Regions from separate parts of the Homo sapiens genome. Here region 2 is linked to region 1. The links are chromatin contacts, found by Hi-C or POLR2A ChIA-PET in ENCODE. All regions are on one chromosome and are shown on one strand. Each heading gives the region's core, a stretch centred on a gene start or an enhancer-like site at or near the end of the contact. The rest is flanking DNA. Distances are from core to core; before and after follow the strand shown. Region 1 has its middle 190 kb from the start of PTGER4. Region 2 has its middle 93 kb from the start of LINC00604.

The links. Hi-C counts contacts between places; a loop is a spot of excess contacts on that map. ChIA-PET counts read pairs that join two places held with the same protein, here RNA polymerase II (POLR2A). Pooled maps may share reads with other maps.
Region 2: a loop to region 1 is called in a pooled map, with 7 times the contacts of the local background. The contact joins two enhancer-like sites. A Hi-C loop is called at or near these places in 11 of 50 pooled maps. POLR2A ChIA-PET finds 5 or more read pairs at or near these places in 2 of 52 experiments (activated CD4-positive, alpha-beta T cell and activated CD4-positive, alpha-beta memory T cell).

What each region holds. Positions count from the first base shown.
Region 1 is chr5:40,484,146-40,487,171 of GRCh38, forward strand. No RefSeq gene overlaps it. Among named protein-coding and RNA genes, the nearest start is that of PTGER4, 190 kb to the right of the region's middle. RefSeq lists an enhancer at 2,601-2,660. Within about 2 kb of position 1,411, at least 5 of the 41 ENCODE cell types and tissues checked have a DNase peak (open chromatin) inside an H3K27ac peak, as active enhancers do.
Region 2 is chr5:40,332,018-40,334,997 of GRCh38, forward strand. No RefSeq gene overlaps it. Among named protein-coding and RNA genes, the nearest start is that of LINC00604, 93 kb to the left of the region's middle. Within about 2 kb of position 1,599, at least 3 of the 41 ENCODE cell types and tissues checked have a DNase peak (open chromatin) inside an H3K27ac peak, as active enhancers do.

The DNA of each region.
Region 1 (3,026 bases), core at 161-2,660:
AAAAATCTGAAACACAAGAAAGATTGGTGAGCAGAGAATGTGAGGAAATAATCTAAGTGAACAAAAATATGTGCCAAAATTTGAACACTGACTATATAAAATAATAATAGTAATGGGAGGGAATGATAAAAATCAGGCTAGTGATAAAATACTGGACAGTAATTATGTATAAACCAGGAGGCTGTGATTGGTAATTTGTGCTTAATTTTTGTAAAGTCTTTGCAATGTTATGAAAGAATATCTGAGGTCCAATTTTACTTGGCAATACATGGATATATAGAAGCTTTGCTTGATAGAGCAGCCCCTCAGATATAGTGAAGAAATCCTACAGATCAAAAAATATATATACCACAAACTGTAATGCTTACCAAAACAGGAAAAAAAGACAGATTATGGCAGGGGATTTTAAAGTCAGGAGAAAACTAATAACTTCCCTTTTTAAAGTTCACCTAATTGAAAGATGAAACAACAAAACGAAAACGCTTTTCTTGAGTTCACCCAACTCCTCAAAAGTGAAGTAGTAACCACCATCCCAGATCAGAGAACTGACATCATAAACCTTCAAGCCAACTCAGGTTTCATCTACCCTGCCCTACAGAATTAGACATGTGTGTGTGGATGGTGATGGTTCCTTACATAGTTTTTATCTCCCAACATTCACCAAAACTGTGTGAATCTCTCTGAAGAGGCACTAGAAACCTCTTGTGAACTAGTATTTCTCAAATTGGGATGTGAGAGATTGCAGTTTCCTCGGGAAGTAGACATCCAAACTGAGATGCTCTGGCTTTACCAACTATCAAAGTTGATACAAATGATTTTTTTTATACAGACCCCTCGAACGACCAAATAAATCATCTGCTCTCTCAACCAGAAACAAATAATCTAAGTGAACAAAAATACCTGGTTGAAATAAGTTTAGTGCAGGGTTATATTCTGCACCTTAAAATTGTGTTTCTGAGAGATATTCCTCATTGATTCATAAATTCGTCAACTTTGTACTGTTCAGGGTATCTGGATTAAGCATAAGCTTTGGAGTCAGACAGCCTGAATTTCAAAATCAGCCTCATAACTTACGTAACTATTTCTTAGCCCCACTTAGCCTCGGTTTCATCATCTATAAAGTAGCAATAATAACACCTGTCACACACAGCTATTTTAGAAATAAGTAAGATTTCAGAAATCGATTTCAGAAAGAGCTGGCACCAAGGAAGCAATCAATCAGTGTCAGCTATGAGTATTGATAACACTAATGGAGGCTGCATCTGTGTGACTAATCTGTACCAGGGGTTTAAATATCACTAACATTGGACTTTGGAATGCATAGACACATAAAATGTTGGAGTTTGCGGAGGCTTAAAGTTCACCCGTTCCAATTCTCATTTTCTGTGAGGATTTGAAACCCAGACAGACTCAGGAACTCGTACAAAGTCACACAGCCAGTATAAGGAACTGAAATCTGACCCTCAGCCACTGAGCACCAATAACACTATTTCTTCTGTGTCACAGCTCATGTGTCTTCTTTTTTAATCTTACCAGCAAATAATTTGTGAGGTTAATAAAAATTAAAATTGAAATACTTTTCATTGAGCACACCCCAGTGAAACGGAAGGAACAAGGGAACATGGGGTCTGGCCAAAGAGAAACCAAGTTTGAGGAAGAACGTGTTTGGCCTTCCTAAATATAGTTCACCATAATGCCAAGCAAAGGAAAACAAAGAGGCAAAAGATTATAGGCTCATTCTGATATCTCGTAGGCCTATTTATTAAGTACATGATCAATTTCATGGACAAATAATCTTATGTTTTTAGCAATTGTATTTTCTGGCCAAAAATTCTGGAAACTTGTGCTGACAATGAGATGAAATATTTTAAATGCCTATTATCTTTAAAAATTCAGGTTACAAAATTTAATCTACCAACCATTTCTATCACTGTATCTTGTTTTGACCCCACCCCCATTCCCCATTGGAGAGATATTTCTGAAAAGTGATTTATGGGAGCTGGCCTTATTTCCATTGCTTTAACTACCTTGGAGCCCTATCTTCTTTGTATTCTCTAAAATGACTGCCCTTTCTGCACAGTCACTAAATACCTATTGAGTAGCCCATGGTGTCCTTCTGATGACCATCTGATGGGAAAACTTGGACATTTGTGCTCATTATGAACCATCTGCCCTTGAGTCCAAATTTAGAATATACTAATTTTTAAATTGTATTTTTCAACCCCTATAGCTGGTGTAGGTTGAATTCAGCAAAGAATTTTTCTATTCTGTCTTTGGGGACCCTCCAGCATCTTCTCATTCACATCTGAAAGGACGTCTCCCAGTCCACAGTGCCTGTGATTGCCACATTCTGGTGAGAGCTATATGGCAGATTCAAAAATCATTGCGCAGCCTGTCAGCTGATTGGGGTGAATGATCAATGTAACCGGAACTAAAGTTGTATGACATCATCTTTGCCACAGCTTCACGTGACAAAGCTCACTTCAAAAGTGCTTCTTTCTCAGACAAAGCCCTTTAGTCAGAAAAGCCACAAGTAACAGTTAAAATCACCTGGTCCAACCATATGGAAAGACTCACCAAGGTTCATAAAAATGAAACCACCCAAAGTATATGAGGTCTTCTGAGTCCTAATCCAGGGCTTTGACATGGCATCACCAATGCATCACATCCCACATGGCTCTCACTTCTTCCCTGGCACCTCTGCAAAGTTCCAGGGGATTTCCTGCCTCTCACTCTTCTCTCCTCATTCTCTGGACTCACCCTGATCTCATTTATGTATGCTTTTATCATAATTTTCTCTAAAGTAGCCCCAAGTCATAATTACATTAAAACCTGAAGTCTGATAAAATAGTGAATATAAAACCACAGCACTGCTGTCAAAAGTAGAAGAGTGATAGTGAGCTTATCTCCAGGGAAATGGAGAAGTGGTCAAACCACACTGCTATTTTTACCTGCCTGGTATTATTTGAGCCTAACTGAATGTGTGGTCACATGGACAGTGATTCAGAGATGTTAGGAAATTCAGG
Region 2 (2,980 bases), core at 349-2,848, 150 kb before region 1:
TTAAAGGAGTTTAATTAAGCAATGAAAGATTTGCAAATCGGGCAGCCCCCAGAATCACAGCAGATTCACAGAGACTCCAGGGGTGCCTCGTGGTCCTTGTGGTCAGAACAAATTTATAGACAAAAAAGTTAAAGTGACAAACAGGAATCGGAAATTAGGTACAGAAACAGTGAGATTGGTTACAGCTTGGTGTTTGCCTTATTTGAATGCAGTTTGAACATTCAGCAGTCTATGAGTGGTATAGCCACTGGGATTGGCCAACACTCAGCCATTGTTACAGGTGCCTACTATTAAGTTAGGTTTTCAATTGTGTCTGACTATTAAGATAGGTTACAGTTCATCCACAAGGACTCAAATATAGAAGTATGGAGTCTTTCTCAGGCCATATTTATCTTGCTTTAACTCTATCTTCTATTTTATAACCATTGGTTCCTCAATAACATCTAGAATGCCACAAATCACCACAAAAGTAAAAACTGGGTGATGGATTAAATGAGAGGGAGGGAGGGAGGGAGGGATGGATGGATGGATGGATGGATGGGAAGAGAGAGAGAAACATATGTCCTTGACTCTTTATTTTGGTGATTTACACCAAGAAAAGAAAGCTAACAAACTGTTTAATCAGAACTATATCAACTTTTAGGTTTAAAAAATTATTTTGTGAAAAATCCATTAGAATGTTTCAGAGATATGATGATTGGTATGCAGATAAATTTCATTTTTAAATATTTGGTTAGAAAAAGTTAGAATTTTTCAAAATATAAAATTATGAATTACATAAACACTCAATCATATTTTGTCCCTTTTGATAGATTATGTGAGTAAAAGAAACGCAAAAAGACAAAAGAATATAGATGGATTCAATGACATATAAAATCTTTATAATCTAAGCCAAATAAAATTATATAGCACTGGCAACTTTGTCATGACTAAATTTATGAGTGTAACACTAAATAATGAACTGTTTTGTGTGTGACTTATAAAGTAGACTCATTGTTGAATGGGAGAAATATATTATCCAATGCATTTTGAGCAAGATGAAATGTAAGGTACCATTTTTATAGAAATATTTTAGAGGAAGCTGTTCAACATTGGAGGATAATAGCCGTTACTTATAAAATACAGCATTTCCCCTCTGATTCATAGGAAAGTAACAAGATCTTTATCAGAATGTTCTCATTTCCACATAATTCAAATACCATGTATATCAAAAAATAACAAGTAAAGACAAAATTTATTAAATTTTAGAATATGAATGGCATTGATCATAGTGAATACATTTGACAAAATCAAATAACCAATGGAGCATATTCATTTTGGTGAGTATTCTTAGTAAAGTCTTTAGGTCTCAGTTTCTTTTGAAAAATAAACTGGTTGTGAATATTACATGAGATAAAATAAACGGAAAGGCACATTGTAAAAGAGTGATAAAGCAATACATAAATATAAATTCTAAATGTTATAACATTGTGCATAGTCATTGTGCATGTTAAATGTTCAAAAAATAACTGAGTTAATGATTGAGGCATTGCAGGAAGTCTGGGGTGAGGCACTTGGCAGGAACTGCCACACAGGACTATTTTCTTCACTATGACAATGCTCTAGCTGAGAGTGAATGTTTTTAATATAAATGGTTTTACTCAGCTTAACAACCTACTGGATTCACTATTACAGTCATGAGTCATTTAAGCACAGGGACATATTCTGAGAAATGTGTTGTTAGGCTATTTTGTCATGTGAACATCGCAGAGTGTACCTACATAAACCTAGATTGTGTAGCCTACTATGCTCCTAGGGTATTGCTCATAGGCTGCAAATCTGTACAGCATGCGATTGAACTGAATTTTGTAGGTAGTTGTAACAAAATGGTATTTGTGTGTATCTACACATAGCTCAATACAGAAAAAGTACAGTAAATATAGGTTATAAAATATTAAAAATGATATACCTGAATAGAGCACTTACCATGAATGGAGGTTACAGAACTAGTATTGGCTTGGGTGAATTTGTGAGTGAGTAATGAATGAAGGCTTAGGACAATACTGTACACTACAGTAGTGTCAGTAATGTTTAAACTGTGCACACTTAGGCTATGCTAAATTTATTCTTTTTAGTTTTCTTCAGTAGTAAATTAACCTTAGCTTACTGTAATTTTTTCTTCATAGACTTCGTAATTTTTTAACTTTTTAACTCTCTCATAACTACACTTAGCTTAAAACACGAACACTTTTTTCCTTTATATACTTATTCTATAAGGTTTTTCTATTATTAGGCATTTTTTTTTACTTTTTAAACTTTTTTGCTAAAAACTAAGACACAAACACACACATTAGTCTGGGCTTACAGGGGATCAGGATCATTAATATCACTGTCTTCCACTTCCAAATCTTGTCCAACTGGAAGGTCTTCACAGGTAGTAACATGCATGGAGCTGTCATCTCCTATGATAACAATGCCTTCTTCTGGAATACCTCCCGAAGGAGCTGCCTGAGGCTGTTTTACAGTTAGCTTTTTTGATTTTAATAAGTAGAAGAAATGCACTCTAAAATTACAATAAAAAGTATAATATAATAAAACATAAACCAGTAACATAGTTGTTTATTATCATTACCAAGTATTATGTACTATGCATAACTGTATGTGCTACACTTATATATTCCTGGCAGCACAGTAGGTTTGTTTACACCAGCATCACTATAAACATGTGAGTAGTGCCTTGCCCTACTACATTTGGATGGCTACAGTGTCACTAGGTGATAGCAATTATTCAGCTCTGTTATAATCTTATTCAACCACTTTAGTGTAAGCAGTTCATTGTTGACCAAAATGCTGTAATGCAATACATGACTGTATTTAATACTGTTTCCACTATTCAAGCACAACAGATCATTCATCATCACAATATTATTATAATCAATACTATTCAAAGGAGAAAACACAAGCTCTGGAAACAATTTCAAGATAGGAGTTTAACTCACTA